Linked DNA regions of Homo sapiens: region 1 is linked to region 2. The links are chromatin contacts, found by Hi-C or POLR2A ChIA-PET in ENCODE. All regions are on one chromosome and are shown on one strand. Each heading gives the region's core, a stretch centred on a gene start or an enhancer-like site at or near the end of the contact. The rest is flanking DNA. Distances are from core to core; before and after follow the strand shown. Region 1 overlaps KIF15 (kinesin family member 15). Region 2 holds the start of ZNF35 (zinc finger protein 35).

Region 1 (6,085 bases), core at 515-3,014, 200 kb after region 2:
TCTGAGTGAGAGTTTGGAGATGATAGTGGCCTGTAAAATTATGCAAGAAGTCGAATTGAATCAAAGTGGGATCTCCGAGATAGAAGCCCTTACCGAATTCCACTGACTGCTGTCCATGCTGTTGCCACAACATCTTTGACAGAGAAGCTTGTGCACTCCTGCAGCTCCCTGGCCCTGTCCAGAAACACCCCTGATATGAGTTGTTCAAAACCTAAATGAGGCAGGAGAGATTTGAGGATGGTAATGGTGGCTATGCTAAAATCTCTTCTTAAATGATTCTCTTCAAATTTTAGTGAGCATCAGAGATCTTATTCAGTAGGGCTGGAGCGAAGCCCAGAATTCTGCATTTTAAAAAAGCACGTGCCTCCCTTTGTAGGTGATTCTGATGTAGGTAGTCCACAGTCTGCTCACCTAGTTTTCATATGCTCCATATATGTCCAATTCTATTAAAGAAAAGCCTTATATTTAGTATACTGTCTTTTGTCAAGAGCTACTGTGAACATAGAACATTTCCGGATCATTTGTAAAATGAAAATTTAAAATACCGTATTTCAGAGATACGTCATAAGCTTACTACTTTTGCCCATGGATGCCACTAAGGATGCATCGTTCAAGTCTTTCTTCCCACTACCAACATATCTAAGTCAGAGTCTCTTAAATAGCCCGAATAGCTACAGAAGCTCTTCATCAGACGATTGAGCTTTGAAACAACCAATAAGAGTCTGGGGAGCCATTCTGAGTAGTGAGGAAAGCTCATGGATTATATAGCAATGAGAGACCCAAACACCAAGCATTCCAGGGCCTTTGGTTTTTCACAGATGGCACTGTGGAGGAGATGGATGCAGCCGTAAATCAAGGCGACACAAGGCAGATGAAAGAGTTGTGAAACCAAAGAGGGATGTCAAGAAAAGATTCTCAAAGACCAGGTGCCTGGTTAACTGTAAAAAAGATCTTTGTTGGTGGCATCACAGAAGACACTGAAGAACATCACCTAAGAGATTATTGTGAAGGTATGAGAAAATAGGAGTGGTTGAAATCATGACTGAGTGAGGCAATGGCAAAAAGAAGAGCTTTACTTTTTTAACCTTTGAGGACAGCCATGACTCTGCGAATAAGATTGTCTCTCAGAAATACCGTAAAGTACATAGCCACTACCATGAAGTATGGAAAACCATGTTGAAGAAAGAAATGGTTAGTACTTCAGCCAGCCAGAGAGGTCAGAGTGGTTCTGGAAACTTTGGTGGTGGTCATGGAGGTGGTTTTGGTGGGAGTAACAACTTTGGTCATCAAGGAAAAATTTCACTGGTAATGGTAGCTTTGGAGGCAGCTGTATTGGTGGATATGGGGGCAGCAGGGATGGCTATAATGGATTTAGTACTTAAATGATGGAAGCAGTTTTGGAGATGGTGGGAACTACAACGATTTTGGTAATTACAACAACCAATCTTCAATCAATTTTGAACCCATGAAGAGAAGAAACTTTGGAGACAGAAACTCTGGCACCTAAAAAAAAAAGAAAGAAAGAAACTCTGGCCCCTGTGGTGGCTGAGGCTACTATGTTGCCAAAACATCAAATCAAGGTGGCTAAGGCATGTGAAAGTTGCCAGTACCAGAATGGAGTCACTTATGTCAAAACCCTAACAAAGTGGAGTCAGGAGGCCCTAAAAAAGTTCTCACCGCACATGCCTATAATATACCTTATCACAAGAAATTCCTGCAGGTCCCACATGCCCCACTTCTGCACTCACCCTGCAACAGAGCTTATCACAGGAATTTTTCAGGCCTGCAGTATTTCAGACAAGCTGCCAGCACCAGGACAGTTACTCAGCAACAGCCATCTCCACCAATGAATAAACGCCAACTCCTGCACTGAGCTTCTGTGACCCGTGAGCTTTATTTCAAGCTTTATTTCATGGATTTCTCTTTGTCTTTAAAAGCTTTCCCTTTCCCCAACTCCCCTGGATACATTAATGGCCCGTCATAGCTTGCATACCCTGCAATTGCAATCCCTCTGCTATTCCTAGATAAACTTGTTTGTTCTAAAGAGCCTGTCTTTCTGAGTTTCTTTTTAGGTTGACAGGCAGTTCCAGTAGCAGCAGTAGTTATGGCAGTGGCAGAAGGTTTTAATTAATGCCAGGAAACAAAGCTTAGCAGGAGAGGAGAGCCAGAGAAGTGACAGGGAAACTACAGGTTACAACAGATTTGTGAACTCAGCCAAGCACAGTTGGTAGCAGGGCCTAGCTGCTACAAAGAAGATATGTTTTAGACAATACTCAGGTGTATGGGTAAAAAACTCAAGGACCGTATTTGTGACTAATTGTATAACAGGTTAGTTTAGTTTCTGTTCTGTGGAAAGTGTAAAGCAGTCTTAACAAAGAGTTTTAATGTGTTTTTTTTTTCCTTTGCACTCATCCTGTTGATTGCCAAATGTCATAGTCTGATCATGATGTTGAATAAATGTCTTTTAAAAGATGTTTTTCACTGGGTGTCGTGGCTCACGCCTGTAATTCCAGCACTTTGAGAGGCCGAGGCAGGCAGATCATTTGAGGTCAGGAGTTTGAGACCAGCCTGACTAACATGGTGAAACCCTGTCTCTACTAAAAATACAAAAAATGAGTCAGGAGTGGTGGCACGCACCTGTAATCCCAGCTACTCAGGAGGCTGAGGCAGGAGAATCGCTTGAACCGGGGAGGTGGAGGTTGTAGTAAGCTGAGATTGCACTGTTGCATTCCAGCCTGGGACAGAGTAGGACTCTGTCTCAAAAAAAAAAAAAAAAAAAAAGTTTTTCATTTCATAGCCTCACATTCCTTATATATAAAAGAGCTACTCAGAACCTTCTTTGTGAAAAATTAGAGAAAGGGCAGACTATAGCTCAGGGGCCTAATTCAGCTCACAACCTGTTTTGTAAATAAAATTTTATTGAGACATAGTCACACCCTGTCATTTTAATATTGTTGTGGCTACTTTTGCACTACAATAGCTAAGTTGAATAGCTGTGGCAGAGACCGCATGGCTCCCAAAGCCTGAAATATTTACTGTCTCGTTCTTGACAGAAGACGTTTGCCAATCCTTGGATTAGTGGACAGAAAACATATCTTTCCCTAATGATTTGGGGTATTTCTTCATTGAGGACTCATTACCATTTTTGTCTGGGCTGCCAGATTTGTTAAGGGAAAGAAACCTCACTGTAGCTTCTGTTTTCCTTCAAGAAATGGTCTTTTACTCACCAGTGAGAGAGATATTCCTAGAGAAGCCTACAACATTCAGGAAGGTTCTCCAAGGAGGGAGGGAGGGATGTCTCTCTGGTCCAGGGGCTGCACACAGAAACTCAACTTATTATCCTCACCTGGTCAGGCTCACAGAGATAGATGTATTATCTAGAATGTAATTTTCTTACTTTATATATTGGAACATTCCTTTTCCATGAAGACATATCTGGTGCTTGGGACATCTGGCCCTGGTGTCCACATACACGGAAAGGCAGAGTGGTTATCAGAAAATGCCAACTGACTATGGAACCTGAGCAAAAGAGAGTCAAGGACTCCACTAGCCTGAGGCCAGAGCGACCCTGCCTACCCAAAATGTGCCCCCTCCCAGCTGATCACATTCATACCAGGCTCTTGGCTCTTTCTTTCAGCCCCCTTTTGTTCACATTCGATCTTCAGATGTTACCACTTTTAACTAAGTTTCTACTGTATTTTACTTTCAACCAATCCTTGATTATATTTCCCACCTCATCTCATCTTGCTTTTGTACTGGGAGGAATCCTGAGTTCTGGGGAAGTGCCTTATTTCATCCCCATGTGTCAATCACATTTATCAACTGTACTGACTTGACCCAATCACAATAGAGTTAGCCTTTCTTTGTACACCTTGGCATTGCTGCATATAATGGATTTGAATTTGAAATTGATACTTGAATATACTTAGCAGTGTTTTCCTATGCCTCCTCCCACCCCTGTTAATCTATGCAGTGATCAGAATCATCCAGATAATCAACAGCTGAAGAATGAACAAGAAGAAAGTATCAAAGAAAGACTTGCAAAAGTAAGATTTTTTTTTATGTAATAGTTTCTTCTTGTCTGAGCAATGCTTTTATAGTTAGTATTTATGGTAGTATATTTTAGAAATCATTTTACTATTGAAATTCCTGTCTTTTCTGCATTTCCACTGTTTAGCATGATATTTACCATTAGTATTTAGACACAGCTGAGAATTAAGAATTTGTCTTCATGCCTACATGGCAAGCCTACTGCTCAGCATGCACACATATAATTCTCCATTTAGAAGCAAGTACCAAGGCCTGTTTGAAGCCTTAGAGGGCATAGTGCATGAAGTCTTGGAAATAGGTACTTACTTTATGTATGTGTAGCTGGCACTGTGGAAAAGGATATTGGTTTGATTTTATTCACATGAAGGAGAATGGGCTGGTTCCTTTCTATCTTTTTTAAGCAATGTTATTTAAGAACCTAAGCAATCTTTTTATTTTCTTTTTTTAATCTTCTTATAGAGTAAAATAGTTGAAGAAATGCTGAAAATGAAAGCAGAGTAAGTGTACTATTTTGTAATTTAAAATCTTGATCATCTTTTCCTTATTCTCCTCTAAAGGAATGATATACCACAAGGTAGGTAACTTCTTTCCTTCTGCAGTAATAAGTGAATTTAATAGATGTTTACAGATTTTTTTTTAAATACCATTTGCTAAAAGGGTTTCTCATGTGAAGCCACTTCAAAAGAAATCTTAAAGAAATAAATAGCAGGAAAAGCCTAGCTTCCCTTGAGGAATCGATGGGGCTTTTCCTCATGGACAATGAGAACAATGTAACTACCAGGTGTCCCTTTTCACTTCTGCTTCTGGTTTCCTCTGATTTAAAACCTGAGGCCCTCTGAGACCCAAAGATCAGTACTCTGATTTCTTCTGGTCTAGCCCTTGGGTCTCTTTATGTTTTCTAAAGCCATGAGTTTAATTTATTCATAAAGTTTTCATATTAATTCATGTAGCCTTATAAATGGCCTCACTCTTTGATGAGCAAGGTGTACTATATTTTCTGTAAAATTCAAACTAAGTAAGCTGGTTGGCATTAACACAAACAAAACAACATTAGAGAGCTATTGGGCTTTTTCTGGGTAGATACTCCTTATTAGGGATAGAGATCTTCAAACATTTTTGCTTATTATACTGATTTAAAGGATTTTGAAACATCATATACCCTCTTGCATATTTTTGAAGTTGACTTTATATCTAAAATTTTTCATTGTAAGTTTAAATTGTTACAAAGAATAGACATTCTGGGATATACAATATAGTGACATTTGAAAATAAAGCTGTTGGCTGGGCCCAGTAGCTCACGCCTGTAATCCCAGCACTTTGGGAGGCCGAGGCAGGTGGATTGCTTGAGTTTAGGAGTTTGAGATCAGTCTGGGCAACATGGTGAAACCCTGTCTCTATTTCTAAAATTTTTTTTAAATAAATTTTTTTAAAAAGAGAAAAGAAAATAAAGCTCTTGCCATTCTTTTAAAAGTATTTAACTAATTTGCTACTTTCTGTTTAAGAAATACATGAACAAATTTCCAAGTCTAAAATTTTACATTTTTCCTTTTTCCTTTGTAATTGAAGTTCCTTTCTACACCCTGCAGGATTTTATATTGATTTAATATATTTTCTGGAAAATTTTTTTATTGATAACCCCATCATACTACTTAACAATAAAATATATGTATGTACATACATACACACACACAAATTGAAAGTAATTTGTAAAAATTTATTTTAATCATATGGCTTTGTTATGTTTATTACCAATTGAGTTCACATTACAATTATTAATCAGTGTGCCTTAAATTTACTGGAAATTTTTATAAGTAATTATTATACTTAGGGAAAATTTTAGTGGAAATGCATCTCTTAATGTATTTTAACCTAATGCTTTTTCTTCAGTCAGCTCATTTTTCTGTTGTACTTCTCAAATGAGACAGGATTCAGCATCAACTCTATTCGTATTTTCTGCTTTTATAGATATAAATGCTGAGAAATCTTGTTCACATAGTTAAGTAAATGGCAATGAAGGAGTTTTGATAGGGTACTG
Region 2 (6,035 bases), core at 562-3,061:
CTAGGACTGAGCTAAGAAGGCTCAGATGACTCAAAAGCATGCTCCTTAGAAGGAAAAAAAATGTTAAATTGGACTTCATCAAAATTAAGATAATTTACCCTGTAAGAGACCTTTTTACAAAGATGATATTACAGGTTGGGAAAAAATATTTGCAAATCATATCCAACAAGGGATTTGTATGTAAACTACATAAAGAACTTTCCAAATTTAACAGTAATAAGTAAATACAATTAGAAAATAAGCAAAAGACAGACATTTCACTGAAGTATAGATAGCAAATAAGCAAATGAAAAGATGTTCAACATCATTAGGCATGAGGGAAATGCAGAGTAAAATCGTGAGATATCACCTATCAGAATAGCTTAACTTTTTTTTTTTAATGGTGGTAACTGCTGGCAAGGATGAAGAGAAACAGGATCTCATACATTGCTGGGAATGTAAAATGGTACAGCCACTCTGGAATATAATTTGGCAGTTTCTTGTAAAACCACACATGTATATGTCATGCTTCAGGAATTGCACTTCTGAGCATTTATCCCAGAGAAATGAAAACTTGCGTTCACACAAAAACCTGTATACGAATGTTCATAGCAGCTTTATTTGTAATGGTCGAAACCTGTAGGCAACCCATATATCCTTCCTTAGGTGGTTAAAACAAATTGTGGTTTATGTATTACCATGGAATACTTGTTACTCTGCAATAAAATTGACTTATTGATATCCATAACAACTCAAATAAATTTCAAGGGAATTAATGCTGAGTGAAAATAATCACAAAAGGCCATATTCTGTATGAAAATATTCATATAACATTCTCAAAATGATAAAACTATAGAGATGAAAAATGGATTAATGGTTGCCAAAGGTTAGGGATGGTGGGAGGAAAAATGGGGAGAGGGTTGGATGGAACTATTAAAAGGTAGCACCAGAAAGGTCTTTGTGGTGATGGAACACTTGTGTATCTTGATTGCAGTGGTGGTTACACAAATCTATAGGTGCTATACCTATACACACATACTGTACCAATGTTGATTTCCTTTTTCATTTTATGTAAGATGTAACCATGAGGGGAAAGTGGGTGAAGGGTGCTATCTTTGCAACTTCCTGTGATTCTATCATTTCAAAATAAAAAGTAAAAACCAACAATGGCAACGAAAACCCAAAACTAAAGAGCTGTAACCAACTAAAGTGTGTGAAACTGATTTGAAAAAAAGTTATAAAATACATGTTTTAGGACAGTTGGGAAATTTGAATATGACTGGTTATTAGATGGTATTAGGGAATTTTTGTTGATTTTCTTACCTGTGACGGTGGTGGTAGTTTGAAGAATATTCTTAATCTTAAGGGATGCATGTTGAAGTATTTGGAATGAAGTGTTCTGATGTTTACAACTTTCAAAAAAATGATTTTAAATATGTATTGAGAGATCAGGCAAACATAGCAAAATGTTCATTGTTGAGTCCACATGGAAAATACGGGTATTCAATGTGCCATACTTTCAACTCTTCTGTACTCTGATATTTTCAAAATAAAACATTTGAGGGGAAATTATCAGGGCTTTCTACAGATTAATGCTGTGTAGCTTCAGGCTCTTGGGTGCGCGCCTCGCCTGAGTGTCTCATCCCTGCTTGGGATGCGCCCCTCCCTGAGGCTCACTTAGAGCTTCCAACAGCACAATCCTCCTAAGCGCTTCTGCCCCATCCCTGGTCTGGGGCGACATTGGACACCCATCGAGAGGAAAGCACCTCCGAGGTTCCTAGAGAGGCCGGCTTGGCGACTTGGGGAGCCGGAAGCCCATCCCGAGGCACTTCCTGTCCGGTCATTGTTCTCGTGCCGGTAGAAGCTGAAGTACCGGTCAGCCAGCCTCCTGCTGCAGAGCCAGTGAACTCAGGTCGGGCTTCTCAGCTGCGCACAGTGAGTGGGGTCGGAGGGGGTGGGCACGAACGTCGAGGGAGAAAAAGGGGCTCTCCCAGGGGCCATGGCCCTAGGAGCGGCCCCTGCGTCCTTTCCCCGGGGACACCAGCCTTGTCTGTCGGGGTGCGGGGGGCAGTGAGTTCCCCACCGCCTCGGAATCCCGGCTGCTGCCCACCTGGGGCCTGGTCCGGGAGAGGATGCACACGGACCGGCCAAGGGGCCAGATAGGTCCCAGGGACAGGGCCGCGAGGAGCCTATACGTGGAAAGAATGGATTGCCACGTTTGGAAATAGAGAAAGGACGTTGAAAGGGAGCCTTTGATAGAGGGCCCTGTGCCGTCTGGGACCGGAGGTCCGTCAGAATCTGATCAGAAGTCTGATGAGAGTACTCACTGTAGGCAGTCTTATACACAAGGTGGAACTAGTCTTAAGGACCTTCATACCAGATTGAATTCGGATAGTGATGGAAAGAATAGTCCTCCAGAATTAAGGTTTGTCACAGGAATGAAAGTATTGCATTACTTAATAAATTCAGTGTATACAGTAAGTGGCCAGTAAGTTGACATGGGGAAAAGAGTATGATCACTTCAATAGCAGCAACAGGGGATTGAATAAGATTTCGCACCCTTTTCCAATAAAACATTCAAAGGGGGTTAGAAAGAAAAATTTCAATCTCTTCATAAGCAATCAAACTAGTAAGGTTATTTTGCTCACAGGTTAAAAACAAAAACCCTGCTGGCTTAGCTGTGATAAAGGGTTACTGTCAATTAGTGGGGGTGTGAATTGGCATGGTGCTTTTGGAAAGCAATTTGACAGTACATATCAACCAGCAAATCCTTGAACCAGTAATTCTCTGATTATTCTAAAGGAATAATTCAGCAAAAAAAAAATATTTACAAAGAAAAACTTTTAAATATTAATAAAATGGAAATATAAACTTTTACTAAATAAATGGTTCATAAATAGAATATGATTAAGTAAATGATAATATAGCCACAATTTAGAATACTATGCCAGAATGAGGTAGTTCTATATGTGTTGTATTGAAAGATTGTTAAGACTATTGTGAAATACGGAAATTGAGTTAAAAAACAATGCAGGTTGCTGAACAGTATATAACTGTGATGATCTAAAGTATGTTTTTGAAAAATAAGCAATATGTGTGAAGGTGAACATATAAGTATGTAAATGCAGAGAAAATGGGTTAGGACTCCCATCTAAACTGATAAGTACTTTGTGTGTGTGTGTGTGTGTGTGTGTAGTGTGTGTAGGTTATATATTTAATTCTATATATTTCTGTATTACTTGATCCTTTTTCAATGAGAGTGAAGATTTATCAACACCATAGGTTATTGTGTAGCATTTAAAATAAGCATGAAGAATGGCAACATGAAAGTAATCTTTTTTTAAATCTTAAGTGTAATATTTTATCTCACAGGACATTTGGAAGCTATGGAAAATGTAAAAATCAAACAAAAAAAATGAAAAGAACCTTAAAACTACCTGTAATTACACCATCCAGAGTTAACTACCCACTGCTAACACGTTGGTATAAAGACTCCCAGTCTTTTTCTTGGGATCCTTTTGTTCACATTATTTTGTATCCTTGGCAATAAAAAATCTTTTTGTTGTAAAATCCTTTTTTAAAAAATGCTATGATGATAATTGTGAAAATATGTATCCCCAAAGTCAAAAACAAGAATTTGTAAAATCATAATTATTAGTAGTATGGTTGGAGATTTTCCTTTGAAAGAAATATCTTAAATCTTAAAATGTATAGTGGTTATCTCTTTGGAGGTAGACCGAGATGATTTTTCTTAATCATTTGCTGCTTTTAAGTTTTTACAATAAAAGTAAGTTAACTTTTAATCAGGAAAAAATCAATAAACATTATATAAAGCTGTTTGCAATGTGGTTATTATGGGAAGATATTACATATTTATAGTCCAACCCCTTCATCCTATGAGGGAGGAATAGAGGATTCCATGTCCTACATTGGCCCCTGGCCAGGCGCTGGTGAAATTTGCCGGTGTGGCATCCGGCAAATTTGCTAAGTGGCATCCAGCAAATCTCTCCTTGGTGCTAACAGTGTTTTCTGATTTCTCAGTAGGCAGTACTCATCTTGGCCCTGGGAAGAAACTCAAGAAGAAGCTTTTGAAACATAAAGCTTGGATGGGGTTTGACCTCTGCAGGGCAGCGCCCAGCTATAGGAGTTCCCCTGCTGAGCAGAGAAGATGACTGCAGAATTGAGAGAAGCCATGGCCCTAGCCCCATGGGGCCCAGTGAAGGTGAAAAAGGAGGAGGAAGAAGAAGAAAACTTCCCAGGTCAGGCATCCAGCCAACAAGTGCACTCCGAGAACATCAAAGTCTGGGCCCCAGTGCAGGGTCTTCAGACAGGCCTTGATGGATCAGAAGAGGAAGAAAAGGTAAACGGGGGCCTGAGAGGAAGAGGGGAGGAGATACTTGAAGACCTCAAGTAGTTTAAGAGGGGACTCTGCCCCTCTGCTTCCACACCTGGAGTCTTATTTCTTGGGTACAATTCTAGCTTCCAGTCTTTTGTAATAGGATAGAAACATTCCCTTCTGATTGATGTGACATTCAGTACTTTCTGTAAACCAGTGGTTCTCAAATTTTGCTACACAGAACCTGGAGAGCTTTTTATAAAATCTTGATGTCCATACTGTATTCTATTCCTATTAAATCAGAATCCGTGGTCCAGGCACAGTGGCTCACACCTGTAATCCCAGCACTTTGGAGGCCAAGGCGGGAGGATCACTTGAGGTCAGGAGTTCAAGACCAGCCTGAGCAACATTGCACACCTCGTGTTTTGCAATGCCGAAATACAAAAAATTAGCTTGGCATGGTGGCACGTGCCTGTAGTCTCAGCTACTTGGGAGGCTGAGGTGGGAGGATTGATTGAGCCTTGGAGGCATAGGTTGCAGTGAGCCGAATTCATGCCACTGCACTCTAGCCTGGGCAATAGAGTGAGACCCTGCCTCAAAAAAAAAAAAAAAAGAATCTAAGGGTGGGACCTGGGTATCCATGTTTTTTTAAAACTCTTCAGGTAATTTCAGTCAGGTTTTGACAATGCTAACCAGAGCTTCTAAAACTTTAATGTGCATAGGAATCACCTAGGGGTTCTTGTTAAAACAGTTAAAGTTCAGATTCTGATTGAGGATGTCTGGGGGTGGTCTGAGATTCTGTGTTCTTTGTTTGTTTGTTTTGCAAGCTTCCAGGTGATGCAGATACTGCTGCTGATCTTTGCACCACACTTTGATTCATGAGGCTGTACACTGTGCTGTCCTTAATGTTTCAAACACACCCCTTACCATTACTAGTCAAATGAGGGCAGAGGTTCCCCCAGAGCCTTTCTGTAATAATATCATCAAAACCTTGCTGCTTTGATCTTTAGATCCCACAAAAGTTCACTCTGAAAATTCTTCCCATATGCTCTCTCCTCTTATCATGTACTCACTGGTAAGCTAGGTTTAGATTCTGGAGTGAGCAGTGAGGTGCAATCAAAGTAATAAGGAAGAAAGTAGCTAGCTTGTTTCTCTGCCCAACTCACCCTGGGGGTTGGAGGAGACTCTGGCTTCCTTTTCTGTTTTTAAAAATTGTTCTATGGCCTCCAGGAATAGATAATTATGTTCTCATTCTCAAAATTGTAACCACACTACCCCCTACCACCAGTTCCCTCTTAAACATGTGCCTGCTTGTCTCTAGGGTCAGAACATATCCTGGGATATGGCGGTAGTCCTGAAAGCAACTCAGGAGGCACCTGCTGCTTCAACCCTTGGCAGCTACTCATTACCAGGGACTCTGGCCAAGAGTGAGATACTGGAGACTCATGGGACCATGAACTTTCTAGGTATGGTTCAGTTCCCTGATTCTGAATCTGACCATTGGGGTTTCTCAAAATCTTTTCAGAGACTGGTGGGCATCCAGTCTCCTAGGTTGACCAACAGAGTACTGAGGTATTGAAAGTGTCCAGGAAAGCTGGAAAGAGGAATGCTGAAATGCCTGTGCATTTGTCATGGGAAGTGGCTTATTTTGCACACAGGCTCAAGACACTAGACAAACATAGGTGTTGTGCTGAAACCTGATCAACACCAATATGGTACC

The links. A loop is a pair of places that touch in the nucleus more often than their neighbours do. ChIA-PET counts read pairs that join two places held with the same protein, here RNA polymerase II (POLR2A).
Region 1: a loop to region 2 is called in a map with no recorded cell type, with 1.8 times the contacts of the local background. The contact joins the enhancer-like site here to the promoter of ZNF35 in region 2. A Hi-C loop is called at or near these places in 1 of 37 single-sample maps with no recorded cell type. POLR2A ChIA-PET finds 5 or more read pairs at or near these places in 2 of 52 experiments (AG04449 and endothelial cell of umbilical vein).

The regions. Positions count from the first base shown.
Region 1 is chr3:44,844,012-44,850,096 of GRCh38, forward strand. It overlaps KIF15 (kinesin family member 15), which reads left to right. Exons shown (of 35, transcript NM_020242.3): 31 at 3,974-4,046; 32 at 4,510-4,547. It also overlaps the pseudogene HNRNPA1P77. Among named protein-coding and RNA genes, the nearest start is that of MIR564, 15 kb to the right of the region's middle. Within about 2 kb of position 1,765, at least 6 of the 41 ENCODE cell types and tissues checked have a DNase peak (open chromatin) inside an H3K27ac peak, as active enhancers do.
Region 2 is chr3:44,646,921-44,652,955 of GRCh38, forward strand. ZNF35 (zinc finger protein 35) reads left to right here and starts at 1,812. Exons shown (of 4, transcript NM_003420.4): 1 at 1,812-1,914; 2 at 4,021-4,339; 3 at 5,637-5,781. The coding sequence starts at 4,148. It overlaps ZNF660-ZNF197 (ZNF660-ZNF197 readthrough), which reads left to right. Exons shown (of 8, transcript NR_147692.2): 8 at 1-1,551. It overlaps ZNF197 (zinc finger protein 197), which reads left to right. Exons shown (of 6, transcript NM_006991.5): 6 at 1-1,551. All of the region lies in intron 2 of ZKSCAN7-AS1 (ZKSCAN7 ZNF cluster antisense RNA 1), which reads right to left. RefSeq lists enhancers at 1,497-2,056, 1,935-2,104, 2,185-2,294.